2 separate regions of the Homo sapiens genome follow, and region 1 is linked to region 2. The links are chromatin loops, found by intact Hi-C in ENCODE. Cell type or tissue: GM12878. All regions are shown on one strand.

What was found. Hi-C counts contacts between places; a loop is a spot of excess contacts. Peaks named below come from ENCODE experiments on the same cell type or tissue, not always from the same donor. Only the 100,000 strongest peaks of a DNase experiment are listed, where the experiment ranks them.
Region 1: it touches region 2 in a loop (10-fold over the local background); 4 of 110 quality-filtered maps call a loop at or near these places.

Annotation. Positions count from the first base shown.
Region 1 is chr7:67,125,487-67,133,486 of GRCh38, reverse strand. All of the region lies in intron 13 of TYW1 (tRNA-yW synthesizing protein 1 homolog), which reads right to left. LOC124901664 (a long non-coding RNA gene) reads left to right here. Exons shown (of 2, transcript XR_007060370.1): 1 at 1-8,000. Among named protein-coding and RNA genes, the nearest start is that of MIR4650-1, 15 kb to the right of the region's middle. In GM12878, no CTCF peak of the experiment used is centred here; a DNase peak (open chromatin) is centred at 4,166; H3K27ac peaks cover 2,318 bases.
Region 2 is chr7:67,298,077-67,306,076 of GRCh38, reverse strand. It overlaps the pseudogene PMS2P4 and the pseudogene STAG3L4. Among named protein-coding and RNA genes, the nearest start is that of SPDYE21, 25 kb to the right of the region's middle. RefSeq lists a silencer at 3,047-3,226 and an enhancer at 3,407-3,456. In GM12878, a CTCF peak has its summit at 3,229; DNase peaks (open chromatin) are centred at 1,126 and 3,476; H3K4me3 peaks cover 4,127 bases; H3K27ac peaks cover 3,091 bases.

The DNA of each region.
Region 1 (8,000 bases), 170 kb after region 2:
ATTTCATGATCCGCCTGCCTTGGCCTCCCAAAGTGCTGGGGATTACAGGTGTAAGCCACCGTGCCCGGACAATCCCAGCACTTTTGAAAGCCAAGGTAGGAGGATCACTTGAGGCCAGGAGTTTAAGACAAGCTGGGCAACATAGTGAGACTCCATCTGTACAAGTTAAAGAATCAAAAAAATTAGCCAGGCATGGTGGTGCACGGCTGTAGTCCGAGCTTCGTGGGGGGACTGAGGTGGGAAGATCACTTGAGCCCAGGAGGTTGAGACTGCAGTGAGCCATGATGGCACCACTGCATCCAGTCTGCCAATAGAGCAAGATCCTGTCTCAAAAAATAAATAAAATAGAATCAACAACTAACAAGACCAAGTATTCGTGAGGATAGAAAATAGAAATTTAATGCAGTAGTCTCCTAAGTATAATCACGTAGGACAGGGTACGGTGACAAAAATCTAATCAAGTTCAAGTTTAAGATGTACATATCCTATGATCCAGCAACTTCCAACCACAGGTTAGTTCCGAAAGAAATTATTGCACATGTGCACAAAGAGACACTCTCAATAATGTTCACTGCAGAGTTAGAAACTGTGAAACAATCCAAATGCCCATCTGTAGGAGGATGAATTTCTCCTACATCGGGGAATATTTACAGGATAGAAGGCTACCTAGCAGTTACAAAGTCTCAAAAGCTAAATATAACAATATGAATATGTCACGAGCATAATATCAAACAAAAGAAAAACAGGTTGCAGGGAGGAAGAAATGAGGGAGGCTACTATTTAATGGGTATGAAGTTTCATAGTTTGGGGGAAAGAATGGGGAGATTAAACAGCTCTGGAGATGGATGGTGGTAATAGTTGCATATAATATGAATGTACATGATACCACTGAACTGTACACTTTAAAATGGTAAAAATGTAATTTTTTATTTTAAAAAAATGGTCAAAAATTAAATCAAGTTGCTTAAGGATACATATAGGGTTACAATATTATATAAAGTTTTAAAATATGGAAAACACTATGCTCTGTTACTTATGGAGTTATACATAAGAGTGAAGTATAAATATGGAATGATAGGCCAGGAGCAGTAGATCACGTCTGTAATCCCAGCACTTTGGGAGGCCAAAGCGAGAGGATCACTTGACGCCAGGAGTTCGAGACCAACCTGAGCAACACAGTGAGACCATATCTCTACAAAATGCAAAAATTAGCCGGGCACAGTGGCGGACACCTATTGTCTCTAGCTACTTGGGAGGCTGAAGTGGGAGGACTGCTTGAGTCCAGGAGTTCAAGGCTGTGGTGAGCCATGATCATACTTGTGGCACTCCACCCTGGGCAACAGAGCAAGACCCTGTGTGATGGTTAACACTGAGTGTCAACTTGATTGTATTAAAGGATACAAAGTATTGCTCCTGGGTGTGTCTGTGAGGGTGTTGCCAAAGGAGATTAACATTTGAGTCAGTGGACTGGGAAAGGCAGATCCACCCCTCAATCTGGGTGGGCACCATCTAATCAGCTGCCAGTGCAGCCGGAATAAAAGCAGGCAGAAGAACGTGGAAAAACTAGACTGGCTGAGTCTTCTGGCCTTCATCTTTCTCCCGTGCTGGATGCTTCCTGCCCTCGAACATCAAACTCCAAGTTCTTCAGCTTTTGGACTCTTGGACTTACACCAGTGGTTTGCCAGGGGCTCTCAGGCCTTTTGGCCACAGACTGAAGGCTGCACTGTCAGCTTCCCTACTTCTGAGGTTTTGGGACTTGGAACGGCTTCCTGGCACCTCAGCTTGCAGATGACCTATTGTGGGACTTCACCTTGTGATAGTGCGAGTCAATTCTCCAATAAACTCCCCTTCATATGTACATCTATCCTATTAGTTCTGTCCCTCTAGAGAACCCTCATTAATACAATATGGAATGATAAACACCAAACATGAAATACTGAAGACAATATGGAACGATAAACACCAATTACAGGATACTGATTCCCTCTGAAAGAAAGAGAAGGAAAAGAAGTATGATAGGATAGAAATGAGGTCCACAGAGACTGCAAATGAATTTGTAATATTTATTTCTTAAGCTAGACTATAGTTATAGTGGTACTTACTATCTTATTCACTGTATCTTTTCATATGTATAAAATATTTAATCATATACACAAAAATGACAATAGAGGGCATCATTTTGTAAAATTCAAACAAAATTACCTACTGTAATGTTTCTAGGTGTTTTTGTCTAGACCCTATAAGGTAGGCACTGTTATTTACCCCATTTCACAGGTGAGAAAAGTGAGTCCCTTGCCCAAAATTACACACACAATAGGTGGCAGAGCCAGTATCCAAACCTTGGTAGCCTTGTTTCAGAGACCCAAGCTTTCAATTACTAAACCAAGCAGGTTGTTGGGAAATAACAGAATATACACCAAGAGGAGATCAGATAAATGCAATTTGCTCATTGACCAAATACTTATGTGGCAATCATGTGTCAGTCACCGTGTTAAGGGCTTTGAATACCACAGTGAACAAAAAGGCATAACACACATCTTGCCTTCCCTAGGGGACTTTTCAATTCAGAGCAAGGACAATTAAATAAGCAGTCACACCAACCCCTGCTCTCCTGGGTGGTAAAAGAAAGCACAAGTACCCTTCACCCAGAAGTGCCAAATGCAGACTGTGGGAGGGGAGGGAAGGAGTTAGGGAAGGCTGCCAAAGACAAGACTTGTGAGGTTATTTGTTAAATCCATATTAAAAAATATTATTCAGACAGTAAGAAGAGTGTTGGAGTGTTATATTTACTTCATTTTTGTATTTTGCATTTTTTTTTTTTTGAGTTAAGAGTCTCGCTCTGTCGCCCAGGCTGGAGTGCAGGGGCATGATCCCCACTCACTGCAAGCTCTACCTCCCAGGTTCACATCATTCTCCTGCCTCAGCCTCCCGAGTAGCTGGGACCCACCACCATGCTCAGCTAATTTTTTGTATTTTTAGTAGAGACGGGGTTTCACCATGTTAGCCAGGATGGTCTCGACCTCCTGAACTCGTGATCCACCCACCTCAGTCTCCCAAAGTGCTGGGATTCCAGATGTGAGCCACCGCACCCAGCCATCTGTTTGTTTTTTGAGATGGAGTCTCTGTTTCCCAAGCTGAAGTGCAGTGACACAATCTCGGCTCACTGCAACCTCCGCCTCCCGGGTTCAGGTGATTCTCCTGCCTCAGCCTCCCGAGTAGCTGGGATTACAGGTACCCACCACCACACCCAACTGATTTTTGTATTTGTAGTAGAGATGGGGTTTCACTGTGTTTGCCAGGCTGGTCTCAAACTCCTGACCTCAGGTGATCCACCCACCTCAGCCTCCCAAAGTGCTGGGATTAGAGGCATGAGCCACCACGCACGGCCTATAATTACTTCTATAGAAAGATATGACACTCTGTTAACAAAAAAAAAAAAGTAGAAATCAACACACAGAGTATCTTCTGGGAATGGAACAGCACATATATCAAGTTTCAATACGTAGTAATGATAGCTTATCAAATCTGTACTTTAAAGATGGTTCATCAATAAATGGTACTTGGGAACGACATAAAAATGAATGCTAAGTTATATCCCAACTGGATTAAAGAGTTGAGATTTAAACAACTGGGCTAGGAAAGAACCAGAAAATATACATAAGTATTTTTATATCCTAAGGGTCTAAGCATGACACTAAAAGGAGAATTCACAAAGACAAAAATTACTAGGTCTTAAAGAAAAAAGCTGTGAGACTTATACTATCAGATTTTAAAACTTAAAATTAACCCCTACGAGCCTTCTAGTTTCCAATGCAGCAAGAAAGTTGCTTGGACGTCATCACTGTGTCTTAACAAGTAAAAAGCTGAACAAATTGAAAAATCAACAACTGTTCTTAGATCCATCAGAGAAGTGAGGTCACAGGGCAAACCTGCTGTCCCCATAATTGGAGGGAAAAACAGGCAGGCACAGAGAATCACAACTTAACAGGAGCAGAAACCTCCACAGAGACCAGCGCTAACACAGGGAAACTGAACTGTAATTGACAAAGTGCTGGAGGCTCAGTGTGGACAAGTCTGACACATAAAAATTCCAGACAGACCCAGTCATTAGGGGCCCTACACTTTTGTGAGTTTTACCTACTGGAGCTCTGCCAGATTCTCACAGTAAGTATACAGGGGGAAATCCCTTGTGCTTCCGGTAAGGGGAGGGAAACAGGAACCATTTGACATGTGTCAGAGCATTCTGTTGATAACAAGGTCTGCTCCCAGGAGAAACGATTTAACCAGAACCTAACTTGCTTGGTTTTATCAGAGCCTAACTAACCAAGTGGAAGAGAAATACCCAACTCCAGCCAGCACCGGCCTTCCATGTAAGAAAAGGGAAATAGCCAACTGCAGCACACTCTAGCCAACCTGTCCCAAGGGGGAAGAAAAAACTGAGAAGTATTTGTGAAGTTCACAGTCCAGGGGTACAGCCTCACTAAAAGACTGAGACCTAGACTGGGCGCGGTGGCTCACACCTGTAATCCCAGCACTTTGGGAGGCCAAGGCAGGTGGATCATTTGAGGTTAGGAGTTCAAGACTAGCCTGCCCAACATGGTAAAACCCCGTATCTAGTAAAAATACAAAAATTAGTGGAGCATGGTGGCGGGTGCCTGTAATCCTAGCTACTTGGAAGGCTGAGGCAGGAGAATTGCTTGAACCTGGGAGGCAGAAGTTGCAGTGAGCCAAGATCGTGCCACTGCACTCCAGCCTGTGACAGAGCAAGACTCCGTCTCAAAAAAAAAAAAAAAAAACACTGAGACCTAATCATAAGACTACAGAATGCTTCCCCTCCCCATACACCATACCATCACATTATTAAAGGTCTAGTGAGAGCAGTTCCTTTTACCCAGGATATCACGTTCAGTGACAAGAAGTTACAAGGCACACTAAAAGGCAAAAAGCAAAGTTTAAAGAGATAGCACAAGGATCCAAACCAGGCTCTGACACGGCAGGGATGTTGGGATAACCCGACCAGATGCAAAGGGCTCCAGTGGATAAAGTACACAGCACACAAGAACAGATAGACAATGTAAACAGAGATCGAAATCCTAAGAAAGAACAAAATCGAAATGCTGGAGCTCTAAAACACTCTAACTTTGGAAATGAAGAATGGCCTTGAGACTGGATATGGCTGATGAAGGAATCTCTGAGTTTAAGGATTCTCAACAGAAACCTCTAAAACTGAAAAGCAAAATGAAAAAAGACTGAAATAAACCAGAATGGAATATTCAGGAGCTGTGGGATAACTATAAAGGGTGTAATGTATGTGTAACAGGAATACCAAGAGGAAAAGAAAGAGAGAAAAGAACAAAAGTAGTATTTGAACGAATAATCACTCAGGATTTCCCCATGTTAATGTCAGGCCCCAAACCACAGTCAGGAGGCTCCCAGAACACCAAGTAGGATAAATGTCAGAAAAACTATAGATAAGCATGTAAGTTTCAAACCACAGAAAATCAAATATTTAACAAAATCCAGAAAGAAGACAGAGGGAAAAAAGCCTTACCTATAGAAAAGGAAAGAATGATTTCAACTTCTACCCAGAAAGCATGCAAGCAAGGAGACGGCAGGGTGAAATATTTAAGCCCTGAAAGAAAAAATCACCACCTAGAATCTGCACCCTATGAAAATGTCCTTCAACACTAAGGGAGAAATACTTTTTCAGACAACTGGAATCTGGGGGAATTTGTTGCCAGTAGATCTTCCTTGAAAGAAATGTTAAAAGAAGTTCTTCAGAGAAAAGGAAAATGATACAGGTCAGAAACTCAGATCTAAGAAAAGAAAGGAAGAACATCAGAGAAGGAGTAAAATAAAAATGTTTATTTTTCTTATTCTTAATTCATCCAACAGATAGCAATTTGGCCAAAATAATAAGATAGCAACAATATATTGATTATGCATGCCTATGTATAAGTAAAATGAGTGATGGCAATGATACAAGGACAGGAGGGAAGAATCAGGATTATTTTGTTATTATAAGGAGGCCGGGCACAGTGGGTCAAGCCTATAATCCCAGCACTTTGGGAGGCCGAGCCAGGTGGATCACTTGAGGTCAGGAGTTCAAGACCAGCCTGGCCAACATGGTAAAACCCTGTCTCTACTAAAGATTAAAAAAATTAGCCAAGTGTAATGGTGAGCGCCTGTAATCCCTGCTACTTGGGAGGCTGAGGTAGGCAAATTGCTTGAACCTGGGAGGTGGAGGTTGCAGTGAGCCGAGATCAGGCCACTGAACTCCAGCCTGGATGACAGAGTGAGACTCGATCTCGAAAAAAAAAAAAAAAAGATTATTTTATTATCATAAAATACTTGTCCTACTCAGGAAGGAATATAGTGTTCTTTGAAAATGGACTTCAATTACTGGTAGACCTATATTACAAACTCTAGGGAAAACACTAAAAAAACAACAAGTGAAGTATGATTAATATGCTAAGAAAAGAGAGAAAATGGAATCATATTTAACATACTCAAAACCACAAAAGAAAAAATGTGGAATACAAAAATAGAAACAAAGAACAAGACCAACAAATAGAAAACATTAACAAATACAGTAGATGTTAATCCAACTATATCAAATCCCCTGAAATGTATGTGATATTGTTGCAAGAACAGACAAATAGACCAAAGGAACAGAACACAGCCCAGGAAAAGAGTCACACAAATATAGTCAACTGATCTTTAGCAAAAGAGAAAAAAGTGAAAAAAGTAATACAATGGGGAGAAGATAATTTTTTTCAACAAATAGTGCTGGAACTAGAAATCCACATGCAAAAAAAAGAATCTAGACGAACACCTTATACCTCTCCCAAAAATTAACTCTAAGTGGATTACAAAATTAAATGTAAAAGGCAAAACTGTAAGAGTTCTAGAAGATAACACAGGAGAAAGTCTAGATGACCGTGGATTTGGTAATAGCTTTTTAGATAGCAAACCAAAGGCATGACCCATGAGAGAAAAAATTGGTAAGTATTAAACATTTTTGCTCTGCAGAAGACACTGCCAAGAGATGAAAAGACAAGCTACAGACTGGGAGAACACATTTGCAAAAGACATATCTGATAAAGGACTCCAAAATATACAAAGAACTCTTAAATCTCAACAATAAGAAAATGAACAACCCAATTAAAAATGGGCCAAAGACCATAGCAGACATCTCATCAAAGATATATGAATGGCAAATAAGCATATGAAAAAATGTTCCACATCACCTGTCATCAGGGGAATGCAAAATAAAGCAACAGTGACAGAACTCTCATCCATTGCTCATGGGAATACAAAATGGTACAGCCACTTTGGAAGACAGTTTGGCAGTTTCTTAAAAAACTAAACAATACTCTTATGAAACTACCCAGCAACTACACTCTTTGGTATTTACTCCAAGGAGTTGAAAATTTATATGCAAACACAAACTTGCACACAGATGTTTATAGCAGCTGGGTTCAAAATTGCCAAAACTTGGAAGAAACCAAGATGCCCTTCAGTGGGTGAGTAAACTGTGGTACATCCAGACAACAGAATATTGTTTAGCTCTAAAAAGAGATGAACTATCCATGTGAAAACACATGAAAGGAACCTTAAATGCATATTGCTAAGTGAAAGAAGCAAATCTGAAAAGGCTACATACAGTATGATTCCAACTATATGACATTCTGGAAAAGGCAAAGCTACGCAGACAGTAAAAGATCCATCCATGGTTGCCAGGGATGAGGGAGGGAGAGATAAACAGGCAGAGTACAGGAGATTCTTAGGGCAGTGAAACTACCCCATATGACACTGTAATGGTGGATACATGTCACTATACATTTGTCCACACCCACAGATGTACAACCACAACAATGAACCCTAATGTAAAATACAGACCATGGCTGATAATGATGGATCCGTGTAGGTTCATCAGTTATAATAAATGTGCCACTCTTGCGGGTGATGTTGATAAGGAGGTAATGTACGCATGCATG
Region 2 (8,000 bases):
TCCACAAGATCAGATGAAAAAGTTAACAAGCTCCAGAAATCCTGCATCCTGGTCTTGCTTGTAGCTATCCAGCCACTCATCTACCAAAGACTAGTAAAAAAAAAATACAGATGACTTCTACTTCTGGCAATATAACAGAACAGAAATCCTATATGATCTTCCCAGTTGAACCATCTAAACTTCTGTAAAACATTTAAAACATCTTTCACAATGTACTGGTGAACTAGAATGAAAGGTAAAATTTCATATAGTCCAAAAATGAGGTGTAGTAGCAACCCTGGGAGGTAAGCAAACTGACTTTTGCCCTAAAGGTTTCATTAATCCCTGGGGACCCTGACTTTGTATCCAGATGGCTGCATGGAGTGCAGAGCACAGGAGGTAGAGTCTAAGCTTCTTCCAAGACGAGTAGTCCAAGAGGAGGCACCTAAATAAAGCTGGGTCCTGCAAAGAGTCACATCCTCAAGGAAGTGAGATTGAACACTAAACCTATAGGGCAGATGGCGACAGCAAGAAAACTAGCTTGTTATGACCTGAGGGTGCAGTGGAGGGGAAAAAAAATAACTCCTCCTTGAGAATTCATAACCATAGTGAGCGCTCAGATCTGGATTTGCAGTCAAGATTCATACCACATACATGATCAGAATAATCTTTTTTATCTTTTCCTTTTGTTTTTTTTTTTTTTTGAGACAGTCTCACTCTGTAGCCCAAGCTAGAGCGCAATGGCGAGATCTCAGCTCACTACAACCTCCACCTCCCAGGTTCAAGCATTCTCCTGCTTCAGCCTCCCGAGTAGCTGGGATTACAGGTATGTGCCACCACGCCTGGCTAATGGCTAATTTTTGTATTTTTAGTAGACACAGGGTTTCACCATATTGGCCAGGCTGGTCTCGAACTCCTGACCTCAAGTGAGGCCCACCTTAGCCTCCCAAAGTGCTTGGATTATAGGCATGAGCCACCACACCCAGCCCAGAATAATCATTCAGATAATTAAAAGTGATTCAGGCTGGGAGCAGTAACCCAAGTAAAGTGAAACTCATGTTGCCCAGGCTGGTCTACCAAAAACAGAATAATTAGTCAGGCATGGTGGCACATGCCTATAGTCCCAGCTATGCGAGAAGCTGAGGTGGGAGGGTCACCACCTTGCCACTGAGGGAGGTCAAATCAGCAGGGAGCCGTGATAGCACCACTGCACTCCAGCCTAGAAAGAATGAGAACCTGTCTCAAAAAAAAAAAAAAAAGAAAAGAAAAGTGATTCTGGAGTGTCCCCAGGCAACTGTCAAAGCAACAGCACGTTCCTCTCTTGAAAACCCACCTTTGGGGCCAGGCGCGGTGGCTCACACCTGTAATCCCAGCACTTTGGGAGGCCGAGGCAGGCGGATCATGAGGTCAGGAGATCGAGACCATCCTGGCTAACATGGTGAAACCCCATCTCTACTAAAAATACAAAAATTTAGCCAGCATGGTTGCAGGTGCCTGTAGTCCCAGCTATTCGGGAGGCTGAGGCAGGAGAATGGCCTGAACCCGGGAGGCGGAGCTTGCAGTGAGCAGAGATCACACCACTGCACTCCAGCCTGGGTGACAGAGCGAGACTCGGTCTCAAAAAAAAAAAAACCCACCTTTGACCTAGGCCCCAAAGAACTCCAGGGAAAATGAGTGGCTCACAATAAACCTAGTAAAACATATAAAGAAACAAGGCACTGACAAAATTATTTCACAAACACTTTAGATAATCATCTATCATAGATTATAAAATGACTATGTTTAATAAAATTTTAAAAATAAAACAGGGAGAGAATGGGCTCAAAAAAAGAAATAAAAGGCCAGGCATGGTGGCTCGCACCTGTAATCCCAGCACTTTGGAAGGCTGAGGCGGGTGGATCATGAGGTCAAGAGATCAAGACCATCCTGGCCAAAATGGTGAAACCCCGTCTCTGCTAAAAATACAAAAATTAGTTGGGTGTGGTGGCGTGCACCTGTAATCCAAGCTACTCAGGAGGCTGAGATGGGAGAACTGCTTGAACCCGGGAGGCAGAGGTTGCAGTGAGCCGAGCTCACACCACTGCACTCCAGCCTGGGTGACACAGTGAAACTCCGTCTGAAAAAAACAACAAAAAAAAAAACAAATAAAAACCCAGACTATATTGTTTAGGGATACTTAGGTGACAAAATAATAGACACAAATAGAACATAATTACCATAAAAATCAGGACCTTGAGGGGGTTGGGGGGAAGGTTTAAGTGGAAAGAATGGAGCGGTGACAATGTGTGTCAACCTGGGAGGTGGTGACCCTGGAGTTCGCTTTGTAATTCCTCAAAATGAGCATTTATGTGCTATTCACTTTTCACAGGGCAGAATCTCTGAACTAACATGTTTAAGCAGCCATATAAAAAAAAAATTATTCTCAAAATGTCTCAAAAAAACAAAAATGTTATATATATACGTATAAAAGAAATATATACACATACGTATATATCTATACATATACGTGTGTATATATATGTATATATACATACACGTGTACATATATATATATATATATATATATATATATATATATTTTTTTTTTCCTAGTCGGGCGCGGTGGTTCACGCCTGGTATCTCAGCGCTTTGGGAGACCGAGGCGAGAGGATTGCTTGAGCCCTGAGAGTCTGAGACCAGCGTGAGCAACATAGTGAGACCCTTGTCTCTATTTTTTTTTTTTTTTTTTGAGTCGGAGTCTAGCTCTGTCGCCCAGGCTCGAGTGCAATGGCTCGATCTCAGCTCACTGCAAACTCCGCCTCCAGGGTTCAAACGATTCTCCTGCCTCAGCCTCCCGAGTGGCTGGGATTACAGGCGCCCGCCACACGCCCGGCTGATTTTTGTATTTTTAGTAGAGACGAGGCTTCAACGTGTTGGTCAGGTTGGTCTCGAACTCCTGACCTCAGGTGACCTGCCTGCTTGGGCCTCCCAAAGTGCTGGGATTACAGGCGTGAGCCACGGCGCCCGGCCTGAATAAATCTTTTAAAACATAAAGGTTTGGGTGAGTCCCTGGCCGGCCGGCACAAATGCCGGGGTGGGACCGCGAACCGGGTGGGACCGCAAACCGGGTGGGACACACTCGTTCCGGCCCGGGGGGACTCGGGCCAGCAGCCGGCCGCCGCGCGTGCGCACTTGGCGCGGGGTGGGGGGGAAGGAGGGGCCCGCGCTCCTACCTGTAGGTGGCCAACGCCGGGCGCTGGGCCGCCGCTCCTGCCTTGCACGTTAGAGAGCCGGTACATGCAGGTGGGAAGCTCCACACGGAGAGGCGCGCCGCGCCCGTGATAAGGTTTTACCTGGTACATCGGCATGGCGGAACCAAAGCAAGAGAGGGTGGCGCGTGCCAAACACCAACGCTCAGAAACCGTCCGAGGCTACGACTGGGGGCGGACATCTCCCTTGTGACCCTGCTGCGGTCGTTCGGGAAAAAAAAAAAAAGCAGTCCGGTGTGCTCTGATTGGCCCATGCTCTTTGACGTCACGGACTCGACCTTTGACGGAGCTAATAGGCGAAAAGGAGAGACGGGAAGTATTTTTTCCGCCCCGCCCAGAAAGGGTGGAGCACAACGTCAAAAGCAGCCAATGGGAGCCCAGGAGGCGGGGCGCCTGTGGGAGTCGTGGAGGGAACTTTCCCAGGCCCCGAGGCGGATCGGGTATTGAGTCCATGGAGCGAGCTGAGAGCTAGAGGTGAGCTGGGCTCGCGGTCTCCCTTCTCGCGCGTCCTCCTTGAGAACCACGGCGTTCCAACCTCCCTGGAAATGGGGGGAACATGGCCGAGGGGCGTGGCGAGGCGTGGAGGCCCCGGAGCGGCGTCCTCAGCGCCCCAGCCATCCAGTGCTCCTTGGTTGCGCCTTAAGGCCGAGGCAGGCTCCTTCGGGGTCTTTGGCTGCGGGCAAAGGATTCGGCCCTGTAAGGAGCTGGGTTCGGCCTGTCCCAGACAGGCCCTGCCCACATCCCATCACAGGGCCGTGAACTTGAAGCCCTAGCGTGAAATCCCCATAGACTGAATGCATTTCCTTTCTACCTGTTCTCTCTCCCCTTTTATTTTTATTTTTATATTATTTAATTTTTAATTTTTTATTTTTGTAGAGACGGGGATTTCGCTATGTTGCTGAGGCTGATCTCGAACTCCTGAGCTCAAGCAATCCGCCCGCCTTGGCCCCCCAAGGTGCTGGAATTACAGGCCTGATGCACGCTGCCTGGCCTTTTTAAAAAATTGAGGTTATTTTGGGGAAGGTAGAGCGTCCAGACACATCCTAATTTGCATAGCTGCGCAGTTTTACAAAATGCAATGCATTTCTACCTGTTAGGATATGTGATTTCTGGCTGGTAAGCTACACCGAATCTTGGCTAGCACAGTTGCATTCCATGTCAGATATGTAAACACAAATTCGCTCTCTGCATTTAAATATATTAGATAGATTTAAGTAACTACATTTAAATGTATTCACATTTAAATACATTTTCGGTCTGTATCTAAATGCGCTCCCTCCTGAAAATAAATATCTGAAGTGGGCCGGGCGCGGTGGCTCACACCTATAATCCCAGCACTCTGGGAGGCCAAGGCGGGTGGATCATGAGGTCAGGAGCTCATGCCTAGCCTGGCCAACATGGTGAAATCCAGTTTCTACTAAAAATACAAAAATTAACTGGGCATGGTTGGCGGGCGCCTGTAATCCCAGCTACTTGGGAGGCTGAGGCAGGAGAATCGCTGGAACCCAGGAGGCGGAGGTTGCAGTGAGCTGAGATCGAGCCACTGCAGTCCGGCCTGGGTGACACAGCAAGACTCCGCCTCAAAAAAAAAAAAAAAAATCAGAAGTGGACTGTAGCCTATAGTGTGTTGCCTAATAAATTTATTTTTAGAGATACTTCTTTCAATTTTCTGTGAGGTCATCTGCAGTTTCACATGGTAGACAGACTTAGGTGAGATTCTTAGCAAGGTGGAATGAAGAGTAAAGAGGTTTGTTTATTTCACAAGGGTTTATTGAAGGCCTACAATGTGGTAAATGCTGTAGGAAATACCCAATGATTTCTCTTTCATGGAGGTTTCCTGCCTTCTCTTAACAAGTTATCAATTAAACGGTTTACTGGAAATTGCTAAGTTAATGAACACACGGGATACATTCTTTGGATGAGCAGACATTGGTTGGGCAGAGGAGGAAGAGGAGAGTGGTTTAGAGAGAGACCTGCTTATACACTGTAGTGTTTAAAAGAGCTTGTGATGTTCAGGAAACAATTGTTCACTGCGCTACAATATAGGGGACGGCCGGTTGCAGTGGCTCACACCTGTAATCCTAGCGCTTTGGGAGGCCAAGGAGGGCAGATCACCTGAGGTCAGGAGTTCAAGACAAGCCTGCCCAACATGGTGAAACCCCATCTCTACTAAAAACACAAAAATTAGCCGGGTGTGATGGTGGGTGCCTGTAATCCCAGCTACTTGGGAGGCTCAGACAGGAGAATCGCTTGAACCTGGGAGGCGGAGGCTGCAGTGAGCTAAGATCATACCATTGCACTCTAGCCTGGGCGACAGGGTGAGCACTCTCAAATAATAATAATAATAAATAATAATAATGGTGATGATGTAGGGGACTTGATGAAGGGAAAGGATTAGAGAGATTCTGAAAAGAAGGTAGTTTTGGGCCCAGTGATGACTAGATCTTAAATTTCATGTAGTAGGAAGTGGGGCACTAGTAAATTTTTAAGAAGAAAAATTATTTGACCAGATCTGTGATTTCAAAAATATCTCTGGTGATAGAGTGGAGGATGGCTTGGAGCAGGGAATAAGGGCAGATAAAACTGTTATAAAACTCTTAAAGTTAGTACAGCAAGAACTTTGAGGGTCTTTGCTAAGACAGCAGCTGGCAGCTTCAGTTTGGAGTAGGGTATCAAAGGCAACTGTGTATAAGGAATAGTTATGTAACTGGTACCCAATTTCTGAGATGATTTTAACTTAAACATTGTGTATTTTCCAGCATACTGTTGGTTTTTCTAATTATGTGGGAAATTATGTTGCTTTCACTTTTTTTTTTTATTTTTGCTCCTTACCCAGGCTGGAGTGCAATGCTGCAATCTCAGCTCACTGCAACCTCTGCCTTCTGGGTTTAAGTGATTCTCCTGCCTCAGCCTCCCGAGTAGCTGGGTTTATAGGCGCCCACCGTGATGCCTGCCTAATTTTTTGTATTTTTAGTAGAGACAGGGTTTCACCATGTTGGCCGGGATGGTCTCCAACTCCTGACCTCAAGTGATCCGCCTGCCTCTGCCTCCCAAAGTGCTGGGATTACAGGCATGAGCCACCCCACCAGGCCATGCTTTCAGTTTTCAAGAAAGACACCATTGTTGCCAAAGATTTTGGTAATTTGAGAGATAGAATGTATGTTTTCTCCATGTGGATCCTAGTATAATTAGATAGTAAGGATCTGTTGAATTTGAAGTATCTATCCAGAAGTATCTTGGGTACATGTTTAAGGATTGTAAAACAGTGTTTCTATTTCTGGATATAATAAATGTATTTGTTAATATAATAAATGAATAGATTAGACCCATAAACTATTTACAGTGTTGAGTCATTTCCCACAGTTAAAATCAGGATGAAAATATATAGCTGAATACTTGCTTTGTTTCTTGTAACATTTCTTTAGTACAGAACCTGCTAAGGCCATCAAACCTATCGATCGGAAGTCAGTCCATCAGATTTGCTCTGGGCCGGTGGTACTGAGTCTAAGCACTGCGGTGAAGGAGTTAGTAGAAAACAGTCTGGATGCTGGTGCCACCAATATTGGTAAGTTTGGGAGAGTTTTAAGCCACAAGAAATGATCAGTGTGTGTTGTTGTAGTCAAGAAACATTTGTTATTGAAATAAGACTATCAAGTGTTGATGTAGTAATAAACTATTATTTTTAAGTTAAAGTTAGCACCTATTATGTGCCTAGTACTTAGCTAGGTAGTAATAATAATAACGACAGCTTTTCTTGTGTTCTTATGGTGTGCCAGGCAGGTGTTATGCTAAGAATTGCACAGAAATATCTCATTTAATTTGCAGAATAGCTGGGCGTGGTGTCTGACGCCTGTAATCCTAGCCCTTTGAGAGGCTGAGGTGGGGGGATTGCTTGAGGCCAGAGTTCAAGACCAACCTGGCCAATTGGTGAGACCTCGTCTCTATTAAAAAAATAAAGTAGGCTGGGTGTGGTGGCTCACACCTGTAATCCCAGCACTTTGGGAGACCAAGGCGGGTGGATACCTGAGGTCAGCAGTTTGAGACCAGCCTGTCCAAAATGGTGAAACTCTGTCTCTACTAAAAATATAAAAATTAGCCGGACCTGGTGGCAGAAGCCTGTAATCCCAGCTACTTGGGAGGCTGAGGCATGAGAATGGCTTGAACCCGGGAGGCAGAGGTTGCAGTGAGCCGAGATCGTGCCACTGCACACCAGCCTGGGACAGAGCAAGACTCCGTCTCAATAAAATAAAATAAAATAGGCGTGGAGTAGTGGCTCACATCTATAATCCCAGCACTTTGGGAGGCAGAGCAGGGCTGATCATTTGAGGTCAGGAGTTCAAGACCAGCCTAACCAACATGGTAAAACCCTGTCTCTACTAAAAATACAAAAATTAGCCAGATGTGATGGTGCATGGCTGTAATCTCAGCTCCTCGGGAGGCTGAGGGAGGAGAATTGCTTGAACCTCGGAGGTGGAGGTTGCAGTGAGCCAAGATCAGATCATGCCACTCCATTCCAGCCTGGGTGACAAGAGCAAAACTCCATCTCAAAAAAAAAACAAGAAAAAAAAAGAAAATAACAAAATAAAATAAACCTAAAAAATTATTAATCAGCTGAGTAACTTTATGAGATAGAACTTATTATCTTCATTTTACAGATGAGGAAATTAAGGAACAGGAAATTTCCTTTTTTTGAGATTATAAAGCTAATAAAATAGGATCCAGGAAGTCTGATTCCAGAACCAGTTGTCTTTTTTTTTTTTTTTTTTTGAGATG